2 separate regions of the Homo sapiens genome follow, and region 2 is linked to region 1. Evidence: chromatin contacts called from ENCODE Hi-C or POLR2A ChIA-PET data. All regions are on one chromosome and are shown on one strand. Each heading gives the region's core, a stretch centred on a gene start or an enhancer-like site at or near the end of the contact. The rest is flanking DNA. Distances are from core to core; before and after follow the strand shown. Region 1 holds the start of GSTO1 (glutathione S-transferase omega 1). Region 2 overlaps SLK (STE20 like kinase).

The links. Hi-C counts contacts between places; a loop is a spot of excess contacts on that map. ChIA-PET counts read pairs that join two places held with the same protein, here RNA polymerase II (POLR2A). Pooled maps may share reads with other maps.
Region 2: a map of gastrocnemius medialis shows a loop between it and region 1 (3-fold over the local background). The contact joins the enhancer-like site here to the promoter of GSTO1 in region 1. A Hi-C loop is called at or near these places in 1 of 168 maps with a recorded cell type or tissue (gastrocnemius medialis) and 1 of 50 pooled maps. POLR2A ChIA-PET finds 5 or more read pairs at or near these places in 2 of 52 experiments (WTC11 and naive thymus-derived CD4-positive, alpha-beta T cell).

What each region holds. Positions count from the first base shown.
Region 1 is chr10:104,252,294-104,259,252 of GRCh38, reverse strand. GSTO1 (glutathione S-transferase omega 1) reads right to left here and starts at 4,361. Exons shown (of 6, transcript NM_004832.3): 1 at 4,291-4,361; 2 at 3,982-4,090. The coding sequence starts at 4,324. The region is part of intron 1 of LOC124902497 (a long non-coding RNA gene); the gene reads left to right. RefSeq lists silencers at 3,415-3,464, 3,955-4,214 and enhancers at 4,285-4,344, 4,679-5,193.
Region 2 is chr10:104,023,754-104,030,712 of GRCh38, reverse strand. SLK (STE20 like kinase) reads right to left here. Exons shown (of 19, transcript NM_014720.4): 19 at 1,480-5,139. The coding sequence ends at 4,993. Among named protein-coding and RNA genes, the nearest start is that of MIR936, 21 kb to the left of the region's middle. Within about 2 kb of position 2,397, at least 5 of the 41 ENCODE cell types and tissues checked have a DNase peak (open chromatin) inside an H3K27ac peak, as active enhancers do.

The DNA.
Region 1 (6,959 bases), core at 3,112-5,611:
TCTGCTGATGGACATTGACATTATGCTGTTGTGAACAGTGCTGCAGTCTACGTGAGAGTGCTAATATCTCTTTGAGAACTTGATTTCATTTAATTTGGATATATACCCAGTAGTGAGATTGCTGAATCACATGGTAGTTCTAGTTTTAATTTTTTGAAGAACATCTATACTGTTTTCCATAGCAGCTGTACCATTTTACATTCCCGCCAACAGTGTGCAAAGGTTCTGATTTCTACACATCCTTGCTAACACTTGTCTTTTTTCATTATAGTCATCTTGACAAGTGTGAGGTTATTATGTGATTTTGATTTGCATTTTCCTGATGATTAGTGATAAGAACTTTTTCATATATGTGTTGCCCATTTTTATATCCTCTTTGAAGAAATGTCTATTTTTTTAATTTTTAATTTTTTTTGACACTCTGTCTCCCAGACTGGAGTACAGTGGCTTGATCGCAGCTCACTGCAGCCTCGACCTCCTGGGCTAAAGCGATCCTCCTACCTCCCGAGTAGTTGGGACCACAGGCGTGCACCATCACACCCAGCTAATTTCTTTGTAGAGACAGGATTCTGCCATGTTGCCAAGGCTGGTCTTGAACTCCTGGGCTCAAGTGAACTGTCTGCCTCGGGGTTATAGGCGTGAGCTACCATGCCCAGCCTGAGAAGTGTCTATGTAAGATCTTAGCCCATGTTAAAATCAGGTTTTTTTGTTGTTGAGTTGTAGAGATTCCTTATGTATTTTGGAGATTAACCCCTTACCAGGTATGTGGTTTGCAAGTACTTTCTCCTATTCCATAGGTTGCCTTTTTGCTCTGTTAATCGTTTCCTTTGCTGTGTGGAAGCTTGTTTGCTGTAGTCTCATGTGTTTATTTTTGGTCTTGTTGCCTGGTCTTTGGTGTCATGTCCAGGAAATCATTGCCAAGGCCAGTGTCATGAAGCTTTTCCCCTATGTTTTCTTTTACACGTTGGCGGTTTTTATATTCCTTGAATTTGCCAAATGTGTTTCCACCTTAGAGTCTTTGCACTTGATGGTCCTCTGCCTCCTCTGCCTGCCTTTTCCCAGGTCTTCCCAGGTCAAACACACATCCCCAGGCCCTCCCTGACCATAGCTCTGAAGTTGCTGAGCAGCTTCTATTACATGATTATCATGTTTTACTTTCTTCATTGAACTGATAATATGTATCTGAAATTACTTTGCTCACTTATTTACAAGTTTGTTATCTTCCTAGAATGTAAGCTTCACGAAAGGTGGGATCTTGTGTATCTGTTCATAGTAATAAACAAACATGTAAATGAGCAAAATGCTATATAGATATAAATGCTCTGAAGAAAATAAAAAGTTTCAAATAAGGACTCAGTAAATATTTTTGTTTTGAAATATTTCATATAAATGAATGAATAAATCTGTGGAAATGCTTCAAAATTGTCAATAAGATACTCCATTTATGGCTAAGAGGTATCTTAGTTATAAATCATATGAGGCAACTAATTGAATTGTGTCCACTATCCACTATATGAGAACCAACATAAAATTCAATTTATTTTGCTAATTTGAGTAAAAAGTTTCTTGGTTTTTATGAAGATATTAAGGAATCCTTAAAATCCACCCACAAGGCCAGGCTTGGTAGCTTACATCTGTAATCCCAGAACCTTGGGAGACTGCAGTGGGCGGATTGCTTAAACCCAGGAGTTCAAGACCAGCCTGGGCAACATGATGAAACCCTATCTCTACAAAAAATATAAAAATTAGCCAAGTGTGGTGGTACTCACCTGTAGTCTCGGCTACTCCGGATGCTGAGGTGAGAAGATTGCTTGAGCCCTGGAGGCAGAGGTTGCAGTGAGCCATGATTGCACCACTGCATTCCAGCCTGGGTGACAGGGCGAGACCCTGTCTCGAAAAAAAAAAAAAAATCCACCCACAAAATAAGCTTTCAGATTAAATCTCCATGTACTGATTTTTTAAAAAATGTTGTCTGAGTAAATCATACAAAGTAAACCAAAAAGGAAGAAAACAGGTGAAGTCCAGGCTATAGTCAGATTGTATTTAGGTCTATCTTGTATGTTGCCTGAGACTGTAGAGGAACTAAGAGAAAGGAGCTAGGTCCATATGATTGTCAAGGCTGAATAAATGTTCAATAGAACAGATTACTAAAAAAAAAATAGACACCAATACCTTTTGTTTTCTATTTTCCCATCCACAGCTGTAGCTAGAACAGCATTTCATTTGAGGATTTAAATACATAATCCCCCATGTAAACAAAGGAACATCCAATTTGAACATGAGCACAGGTGTGCATGTAATTTAAAAGGTTCATGTGCTGACAATACTGGACACTTAAGTACCAGCCATTGCAAAAAAAAAAAAAATTATTTGGCTCCTTGCCAAAGAATTATCAACATTTTTGAACTATAAAACAAAAACTTTTGTTACTATGAAAACAAAAAGATCCTGGGCTTTTGTTATTTAAAAAAAAAAAAGTATGTCAGAACACACATGAATTTTGGTAAGCTGGCATTGTGAGCCAACAAGTCTACACACCTGCCACAGCAAGTTGGAAGATGCATCTTTTAGAGAAAACCATGCTTTGTTAAGTCATATCATGTGGTTAAAATCTAGTACTTTCCCAGTAAAAGCCTCCTCGGGCTCAAGCTTAAAACTGGTCTATTAATGTAGTAGACCTTTGTTGTTTGCACTGTCTGGAAGCTGTTAACCACTCTCTTCCTCCCCTCTACCCCACACTATTAGGGGAAGATAGTTTCAATGTTCCTTTGGAAAACTGCCCCAGTAAATAAGGTAGGGTTGTTTTCAAACTAAAGGTCCAGGGTGAAGCACATAACCCAGGACTTTGTGCCTCTGAATCCAGCTGTGTCATGCTCCTGGACTTTTCAAATAAATGAGTACCAAAAAATGTCTTTTTTCAATTTTGGTTACATTAGATTTCTCTTAGTACAATAAAAGAGTTCTATCACAGCAAATATGACAGTGTTTTTGAGAAACATTATGAAATAGTAAGTACTCTATGTGTTCAGAATCATAATCTCATCCAAATGAGATGCATTTCTTAGTGAAGTAATGACAAATCCCCTTCAAATGTATTTTTTAAATGCATTTTACCTTTCTTTTAGGGAAAATAATTGCCTACCCCTAAAGATTATCCCCTTAGAAGACTAAAATTAGTTCACAAACACTAAGCACACAGACAGAAAATTCCTTAAGAATAGGGGGTTTGTTTTAAACTTCCACAGAACCTTCCACACCAAAGGTATCTAATAAATGTCTAATCAACAGACATCCAAAGGTCATGGGAAGGGAAGTGGTTCCAATGGATACTTGGTGTCAGAGAAAAGTCAAGTGACTGTTGCACATATCCTGTGGATAGCCCGTAAGTCAAAAACTATGCTAGTTTCAAAACAGGCTCTGCAGAAGGATGAGCTAGACAGACACTTCCCTCTATTTGACTCAACCAACAGCCCAATCCACAGGAATATGTGCAGTAAACTCAGCACTACCCTAGGAGGGTCAGGGTCTAAACTCTGCTGTACTGGGGTAAATTACTATTCTAGGAGGGAACAATACATTCAGAATAACAACTAACAGTTAAGCTGGAATAAGAACGGGAAATCACAATAGGGCGAAAGCGAAAGGACTCTGGACCAGGAATTCGTGACCTACCAAAGCTAAAAGAGCTGCTGCCGGTTATTACCGGGCAAATCACTAACATCACTGGAGCCTCAGCTTTTCTAATCCATTAAATGGTTGGTTAATCTAAATGAGGTGTCCTAGACCGTTGGAATCTGTGGCCTATTTTTCCTAGGGGAATGGCCTATAACTTGCTATTTTCCAAAGGGCCGAGAATAGTTTAATGTGCAGTAAAGGACGCTGGTGGGAGGGGGGTAGAAGGGGGCTGAGACCCCACCCCACCCCGCCGCCTGCAGCAGGCTCCCGGACGGCTCGGGGAGCGTCCCCCGCCTGGGTGCCCACCTGATTCCCTTGGCCTTCAGGACTAGACGCGTCCTCTCAGCAAACGGGCAGAACCTCATGCTGTAGATGCGGATCGAGCCCTCCGGGACCGGCCCCGGGGGCGCGCTTCCTGCCGGGGAGAAGCGAAGGCGATTACGGCCCAGAGAGGTGTCGAGACCCCCCGTATCCCACCGCCCCCGCGTCCCACTGCAGCTCCGACCCGTTCCCCGCCGGTGGGGCGCTCCCGGGCGGCTGGGCTCCCGGAGCAGCCTCGAACATGCCGCCGGGGGTCGCCGAGATCACCCCCTCTTCGCGGCGGGCAGGCCTCACCCTTCCCCAAGCTCCTGGCTGACTCCCCGGACATCGTGGCGCAGCGCAGGCCGAGCTCCTCTGGGGTTTGCAGGGGATTCAGGAAGTAGGTGGCGCGTCCTTCCCGCCCTCCTTCCCTCCCCCGCTTCCTCCTTAGCTCAAAAGTGCCTGCCCCCGGCGGCCGCCAGCTCCACCCGTTGTGCCTTCCCGGCTTTATGGGATAGCCCTTAAAACATCTTAAGGGGCTGTGTCAAAGCATCTCGCTGGCCAAGGGCTGCACCCACGGGGAGATACACAAAAGTTATAAATGCTCAGTCATCCCTCCGCCCCCGAACGAAGGGGTCACCACTCCGCACTCCACGGGGCTCCACGTCTGACCCTGACCCTGACCTCCCTCCCGTGACACTGACCTCGAAGCACCACCCGCTCCGTCCCAAGGCTTCACGACTTCAGAGCCTGTGGCCCGACCTCATGGCTCACTCACCGGTCCAGAGCGTTCTCTCCAAAGGCTCCTGTTCAGCTTGTGAAGGGAAAATAAAAATCTCTTGACTCCAAACTCACTATGCCAAAGGGAAGAGTCAAGCTTGGAAACTGAGTCAGGCAACACTGCCTCCCATTTTGTTGCTAAATAGCTACAAAGATCAAAGGCCACACACCTCCCCAAGGAAATTCCTTGTTGGCCCGCAAGATCTTTACTCTAAAACAGATCAGTTGAATTTCATCTTGGCAATGTAAACTAACAGCTTATCTTCCCAAGTATGGGACAAAGACAGGTCTAGGAGTCATCCTTCCTCTCGCTGGAGAAAAATGCAATTTGACCGCTTCCTCTACCCTATATTTAATCTTGTAAAAATGCAGATTCACCAAGCACTAGACGAATGCATAACTGACTATTCCTCTACGACCTCCTTTCACGAATGTAACATGCGCATTCAGTGAATGCTGATCAAAGGCCCCAAAGAATGCAACTACTCTCCCCTTTTATCTACCTTCCCTTTTTACTTTCCACTTTCCCCTACTGCCTGCTCTTTCCCTTTAAATATTGAAGTCCTCAAGCCCTCTTTGGAAAGAGCACAGATCACAGATGTTCCTGTGATTTTGTGTTCCTTTTTCTCAGATGTGTCCTCAACCTTGGCAAAATAAACCTCTAAAAGGATTGAGACTCACCTTGGTCATTTCCTTTGATTTACAAGCTCATCTATGCCTCGCTGCAGGGTTGCCCAGCCACCTGGACAGGCTTTTCCTTTTTCTGTCAGTACTAGCTTAACGTGACTACTGGGAGGGCCTCTGTCCCTACCGTCACCTGTAGGATACATCCTTTTCATTTTAACCCATAGGAGACAGCACAAACCTGGATATTATCAACCTCAGAATAATGGTGCTGCTTTCAAAACTCTCCCACTTATTAAACATTTGTGTTTTGGAGCCCTGGTAATATAACAGTACTCCCATTTTTCTAAGAGATAGAGGATGAGTTATTTTTTACATTATTTATTTCTCCCATCTTCTCTGTTTCCTCCTTTCTCCCTGTTCCCCACTTCCTACTTAGCTCTTTAGAAATGCAATTATCATCTTTTACCTTCCCTTCACCTGACACTCCCTACAGGGCAAGCTTATCTAACTGGGTGTTTACTTAAAAGCTCCAGAGCAGGACTCTCACCCCCCAGGAGACTGCCTCCAGAGATAACAGTCCATTTACATCCAAAAGTATGCCTGAGACAAGGCCACTTTACAAATGACTTCTGCCCATGATGGCACAACCCAGCAGATAAAGCACCAAAGTGAGTCATGCGAACCCCCACCCACTCGCTCCCTCCCCAGCATGCAGTTCATACCAACTGCCCCCTTTAAAAGCCCCTGCTTTCTGCCCCAGAAGCAAAGTGGTACCCTTAAGGCAGGAAGCCTGTTTTGCTCCCCCTAAGCTAGCTTTGGAATAAAAAATCACTTTCTTTATACCAGACTTTGCTCTTCTTATTAATAATTGGACTCTGAAAGCGGGAAGCAACTGAACCTGCATTTCAGTTACAATAAGGGCACAGGCTCAGAATCAAGCAGGTGGCATGAGTGAATTTAGTTTTGGGTCTGGGAATAAAGGTCTGGCCAGAGAGTCCTCTCAAACAGCTCTTTTAACTTAGGGGTCAGGAAAGAGGGGTTCCAGGGCCATCATACAGATGAGGAAAAAGACTATTCAATGATTTCCTTGTTTGCCTAGATTTGAAAGCTGGTAACTCCTGTGCCATTTATTGGGGTGAGATTGGGGTAGATGTCTATTTTTATTTTGATTAGCCCTATTATGGGAGGAGCAGAGAATGAGGTGAAAAGCACCAAGTGTTGGAGCACCCTGCCTGTTTTGATCCTGGCTCCACCCCTGTATTCAGTTGCTAGGACTAGGGTAACAAAGTACTGCAGAGTGGCTTAAATAACAGAAGTGTGTTGCCTCACAGTTCTAGAGGCTACAAGTCCAAGATGAAGGTGTCAGCAGGGTTGCTGCCTTCTGAGGAGGGAGTCTGTGAGGGAGTCTGTTCCATGCCTCTCTCCCAGCTTCTAGTGGTTTGAGGGAATCTTTGGTGTCCCTTGGAGTGCAGAAGCACCACCCACCCCATCTGTGCCTTCATCTTCATTCACACTCCAGTATGACCTCATTTTAATTTAGTTACATCTGCAACAACCCTATTTCCAAATAAGGTCAC
Region 2 (6,959 bases), core at 1,148-3,647, 230 kb after region 1:
CTGAGTATCTCATATTATCCCAGAAAAAACACTCCACTTGTTTCCTCTATATCAAACAACCGCTAACGGCAACAACCAGTCAAGCACTACACACTCTACGTGGTCTTTTTGCCTCTTTTATTATATCCTGATAATTGCCTGCTATGAATTAATGAGAATTTTTTAAAAATAAGGCTGGGCGCGGTGGCTCATGCCTGTAATCCCAGAATTTCGGGAGGCCGAGGCGGGCAGATTGCTTAAGCCCAGGAGTTCGAGACCAGCCTGAGCAACATGGCAAAACCCCATCTCTACTAAAAATACAAAAAAATTAGCCGGCATGGTGGCGGGCACCTGTGATCCCAGCTACTCGGGAGGCTGAGGCTGAAGAATCACTTGAACCCAGGAGGTGAAGGTTGCAGTGAGCTGAGAACGTGCCACTGCACTCCAGCCGGCAAGACTCCATCTCAAAAAATAAAACAAAAATAAAATAAAAATTAGTTCATACAGCCTCCAGATTTCAAACAACTTGAGTTTTACTAAGCAAAACTATTGTGTATAATAAAGGAATTGTGCTTTTTAAATAATTTTTTTTCAAAAGAATTCATTAGTTTTACCCAAAGGCTGAATTTTTTACTTTTTAATTGTAGCTTTTACACTTATTAAAAGTAACTTCCAAAAAAAGGGGGGAAAAAGATGTTTTGACCCTTTAAAAAAAAGTAGCTTTAGGGGTTCAAGTATTATATCCCCTTTAATAGTGATCCTTATCTTGATTAATCAAGACATAGGAGTTTTTTCCTTGTTACTAGATCTACCTAAGATACCCAAAGTCTTCATCAAGTTTTAGCTCAAGTAAAATAGGGTACAAGTCCAAACTTACTACCTTCTCTGGACAAAACTCAGAAAGAGGATGGGCAGATATGAGGTTATGTCCTCAGCTGGATGGCAATGGATGTTAGCCTCTTTTGTTTCATTTTTTTTTTTTAAGTCAAGAATGAGCTCAATAGTGCACAACGCTCCCAGATTAGAAAATGACACTCCATGCCTCCCTCCAGCTGGACACGTGCCGAGTGATGCTGCCTAGCGTCTACTGAATCTTGCATGAACGTTATCAATGACGAAGAGACTATTTTTGCAGAAGTGAGGTCATATGATTTGTGAAATGCTTGGTGAGAAAAATCATCCATCCCAAGAGGAAAAGAAATTAAAAACATACACATATATACATAGGCTGATAGAAATATTTTAAGCACCTCCCAAAGGAGGGGTTTGCATTCTGAAAGACAACCCCCAGCAAGTTATCACTAAAAACTACATTTGAGTGTGTGTGTGTTTGCGTGTATGCTGTGGACTACACACAGCTAGGAATACTAACTCTGGAAGGGTCAGAAGACCTGCGGGGACTGCAAGTTTTACAATATAACTAGGACCAACAACTGCAAAGTGTTCTCAGGCAGGACACTCCAGTTTCAAAGATTCTCAATAAAAGACTGCTTCCCAAAATTGATTAAGAAATAACTTTATTTTTCATGTGTCAATCCCATGATTGAAAAGACATGTTGCTCTCAAGTAGATAAGAGGCATAATCTTAAACAAAATTCTTTCTGAAAATTTAGCTTATGAACTCATTACACTGCAAACCAGAGAAGGAGCACAAAAAGCTGCAGCCCACATTGAAACCTGGCAAACACTCTCCGCCAAAATTAGTAGCAGGAATGTTAAAGCTTTATCAAAAACATGTCAGCAACGGAATAGCAACAATACAGCCATTAACTGTTGTGCCTTCAACTTAAGAAAAGCATTTAAAGAATCACCCCATTTCTTATAAAAATCATTTCTCAGAAAAGAATTGTTAATCAAAAGACTATTAGAACTGGAACTCTCTTCTTTCACTTCAGTTCTAGATTTTCTTTAATCAACAATATCTCTAGTTAATACTTGGACAGAATTTGGCTTCTCAGAAGAGTCTTTGTCATTTAAGCACAGTGTGGAATGGGAAAAAGTGTATAGTTACAAGGAAACTAGAAGAGTACAAAAAAATAGTCACTTCTGAAACTCGCTGATGCTCAAGAAATCAGAGACCCTTCATTAAGGTGGGTCTCATATGCCTGAGAGCTTTGTGCTTGAGGAAGTATGACTTAGAGGTAGCTCTGGTTCTGGTAATTTATATTTAATTATAATTTGCTGTATCCTGTCACAAGAGAGTTCTAATATTTTCAGCAAAGTAAAAGCATTCAACATTTTTTCCTTACCCACCCTATAGCTTCCCCATAGAAAAAGATAAGAAAAAGCTTAATGTGACTCCACATAGAATAGCAGCTAATTCAGCAATTCGCACTGTATGGTTGTTGACAGGACTAGGAAAGGCAGCCTAGTGCCCCAAGCTGTAGGAGCTGGATCTGCAGAAGTGTGCAGGTCTGCTGTGTTCACAGCACTCAGGGAAAGAGGGGAGGAGGTGGCTGATGAGGGTGCACGTTCGGAGAAGTCTGTATGTGTTTCATGGCATATTCTGCCACAGCAACAAAACAACCAAATCAGCAGTAGATTTGACTGTACCCTTCGATTTCAAAGAAGTCTGCGCCCCTCGCCCACTCGCCACCTACACTTCATGCAGGAAAGATAGATCACTATCATCTATTTGAATACAGGGCCTCAGAAGAGGTGGGCTGGTATGGGTACAAACAGCGTATTTTATAACAAAACACTTTTTGAAAAGATTTATATAACTTTAAGTATTAAAATGAATGCTTTACCTCTACATATGTATCACTGTACAGTCTTGCACCCACACGATTATGGTCATATTTGAAAGCGAACTCAAGCACAAACACTGAATCCAAAAGGCAGTTTTAAGGGAGATCCAACCTTACCCACAGCGCCAACCATTCCACTCTGAGCCTCTCTCCTTGAGTCAATAATCTGAATGTCAAGTTGAAAGGAACAGAAAGAATCAAATATTCAGACCAAATTAATCAGGCACCACACACTATTTAGCGCACAGGGTATCAATTAAATGATACTAGAAAAAAAATGTCTACTGCCTGAGGTATTCATTTTTTAAAAGTCAATAAACTGAAAATTTCAAAGGAGAAAGTGGTATGAAGACGTTCCTTCCCAATCCCTCTTCAAATAAATCATTAAATACACTGGGCAACATTATACTGTCATTTTTATCATAACAATATAAACAATTTTTATCATCATCCTGAATATTACTTTATAAAGATATATATTTTAAAAGGCTTTCAAAACATTTTTCAACCCAGCATTTGAGAATAAAGCATTAAGAGTTTTGTATACAGTAACACATTCATGTGATAAGTGTATGAATTTACAACCATACATAATATGTATATATGTATATATATTTATATAAAAAACAAACTTGGCCAGAAGTTAAGGCTACCTACGAAGTTGTCCAAGTAAATTATGCTTGTCAAAACAATTATAAAATTCAAATCACACATGCATTTTTAAATCATCTAAATCACTGACAAACAAGGTTCAGCATCCAAAGTTTTCAAATTAACTGCAAGAAAGTGCTACAGACATTTACATTTTCTAAATATGAATCAGTGTTCCCACAAAGTTACATTTAAATTTTTCACCAGCCTCAAAAGTAATATAACTGAAAACAAACTTTCACAATTTGGTACCTAGCACTCTTAAGAGAGAATAGGTTGAAAATGGCAGGCAGCAAGCATCATTCACAAATGTGCTGTCTCAGACAGCAAAGTACAGTTTATAATACTGTCTGACCTGACACGTGGTTGAAATTCTAAGCCTCATAAGGGACTAGGAGTGAACATTTCATTAATAATTACACACACCAGCAACCACATGATAAAGGCTTCAGGCTTTTCCCACTCAAATCAAAGTGAATGATTTAAACATGGAACAAAATAAAACCAAGACATAAGTAGCCTCATTTCAAAATAAGGAAAAGTAATTCCTGACGTGCCTAAATATTTAATTTAAACTTTTAAAAAAGTATTCTGAACTAATGCCTCTTTTAAGATTAATTTCTGAAGATATATTTATAAATATAACTCACAGCCTGCAGGCCTCTGACAGAGTTTTAAACAGAATTAGCTAAGATGGAGAGAAATCATTTAACCAGCTCAGGTATTATTTTAGAAAATAAACACAGATAGCTAAACCTATATTGCTTAAATTTCATGAGTTTTACATTTCCAGTTTGCAATCTAAAAGCTACCTCTTTTTTTCATCTTTCCAAACTTTGTACATGTATTTTAGGATGAAAATTTCTATCAAACGGTAAGAGAAGCAAAAATTCCAAAACAACCATGTTTTTAATTCTAAAGATGTTTTTGTCCCTGTTGATCAAAAAGAAAATCCTACTTACGACTTGACTGAAATTTAGTGTTTTAGGCACTATCTTAAGAAAATTAGCACCCTCAATTATTAGCTCATGCCAAAAGAGGTAATTCGTTTTGACAAATCACTGAAATAATTTTTCTCTTTTAAAAGAGGTTGTTCCTATTTAAAGAAAAAAATATATTCATTTACTGAGTCAACAGCATATTTGAGCAAATCATAGCTTTTTTATGAGAGCTGATCCACCAAAAGAAAATTATCCCAACTCTCTGCAGCAGAGCTTCAACTACAGAATTTAGGCATTGAGAAGTTACGTCAGGTAAGAAGAATTTATTAATACTTAGTGATGTAACAGTTTTTCTTAAATAACTTTAAACATTATTTCTCCAACAGTTTTCAGGTAGCAGTGTCTAAAGAACATAATTTTTAAGATGAATATACAAAGTCACCTTAGTCACCAAGATGCTACTTTGCCAACATGGCCTAGCGTCTGTCTTAGTTCGTTTTCCCTTCATCTTTGCTTAAAAACAAAACAAAACAAAAAAAACAAAAAAGGAAAACACCTAGAAGGTGAGGCAGGTGATTGTCTTCATGAGCTATCTGAGAGACTGTGGCAGAAGATGAGAACAGAATGACATACTGAAAGAGCCAAACCCACGCACAGAATGCTTCCCTTTGTTATGATCCGGTGGAATGCAAGCTGGGAATAGGATAAAATTTGGAAATCCGGCTCTGTGTTGATGGGTTAAGGCATTCAGACTCCCCAGTCATTTTAAAGAATACTTCCTGTTCCTGTAGTTTCCTGGCAAACTCTTCTTCCAGTGTCTTAAAAAGAAAGGGAAAAAGAAATTGCTATGTGCTGGTATTATATATAGAATTTATGCTGACAGCCAAGATAAAACTACTTGTCCAAAACACTTTCTTTGTATATAATCCTCAAGAAGACACGCCTGCTCAATTTTTTAAGATCATAAGCTTTGTACAGCCCTATGTGCAAGTCCAGCTCAGCCACATAAATGGACAATTTGGGTCCATTACTTAACTTCCCTATATTAGAGAACCATTTAATTCCTCAATTCCTCTGCTGTAAAAATAGGGATAATTTGCTATGTGAAGTATAAATGTGATAATGATGTACTTACACATACTATGCACTCTAATATATGGTACCTATTATTAACTATTATGTGTTTCTCCCACATGGCACTTACCCCTGCCTACTTGTTATTTTAGTTACGATGCGCCTGTATTTTCTTTCACACTAGACTATAATATAAGCTGTTTAAAGGTACAACTTAAATCAGAATCATTTTTATCCCCATAATACAGAGCAAAAATAAGTGCTTGAGAAATGTAAGAGGCACCATTGTGATGTGAATGTCTGTGCCCCCCAAATCCATATAAAAACCTAATCCCTAATGTGCGGATACTATGCATAGAAGGTGGGACCTCTGAGAAGGGATGAGGTCATGAGGTAGAGCCCTCCAAATGGGATGAGTGCCTTCATGAGGGGCTAAAGAGAGTTGTTATTCCGCCCTGTGAGGACACGGTGAGAAGTCGGCAGTCTGTAACCCAAATGAGGGCCCTCATCAAAGCGTGACCGTGTTGGCACCCTGGTCTCAGACTCCCCAGCCTCCAGTTTATGGCATTTTGTTACAGGTATCAATGACTTTGTGGAGAAGTGATTCAGGGATAAGTGGTGCTGTAGAGGTACAAAGCACAGGAAAAGAAGGAAGGATATAGGAGGGGTTCTCAAAAGAGGTGAAACATGAGCTTAGTGCTGAAGGAAAGATAAGAATTTGATAGGGAGCATAGGGAAGGCATGCCAGAAACAGAGCCGAAACACAGCACAAAGGCAGGAAGCCGAGGAGCTGGTATGAGGAGTGGCCATTATACCCAAGGCTGGAACCTGGACTGGGAACAAAGTGGCTAGTGGGAGAGGAAGCTAGAAAGGGTGACTGTGACTCAGGTGTGGCACTATGAAGGCTTCACAGTCAAACTGAGGCATTAATTTACATTTTACTCTGATGGAACTGAAGATTTCTCAACATCAGTATGACAGTGTCAAGAGATGTCCTTGAGGATAAATCCTCCGGTGATGGCAGGCGAGTGGGAAGAAAGGAAAGGGAACTAGAAATTAGAAGGCCCATTAGGAAATTCCTGAATAATTTAAACAAGCACCAGGATAGCAGTGAGAAAGAAAGGAGACACATTATGAAAAAGAGTCCAAATTAATTGGCGCCTGATTGAATGTAGGGTGTGACAGAAATGAAAAATAATTCTGGTTTCTAGCGTAGATGTCAGTTAAGAGAACAGGAATGCAGAAAAGAACATCTGATGGTGAGTGGCCTGCAGTGAGCGCGGAAACGTGAGATGGAGATGAAGGAACATCTGGCAGTGAGTGGGCCTGCAGTGAGTGGGGAAAGGTGAGATGGAGATGAAGGAAAAGGATGCTGAGTTTGGTTTTCTCTCTACTGAGTTTATACTCTTTAGTCAACACTGAACAGGTATGTAGTCATCTGTACAATGTGCCAGGAACTGTTCTAGAAACTGGGTACATATCAATAAATGAAGCGATCATGGCATGCTTTTAAGGAGTTTATATTCTCACTCGCAAGAGGGGACAATAAACAAATGTGTCTGGT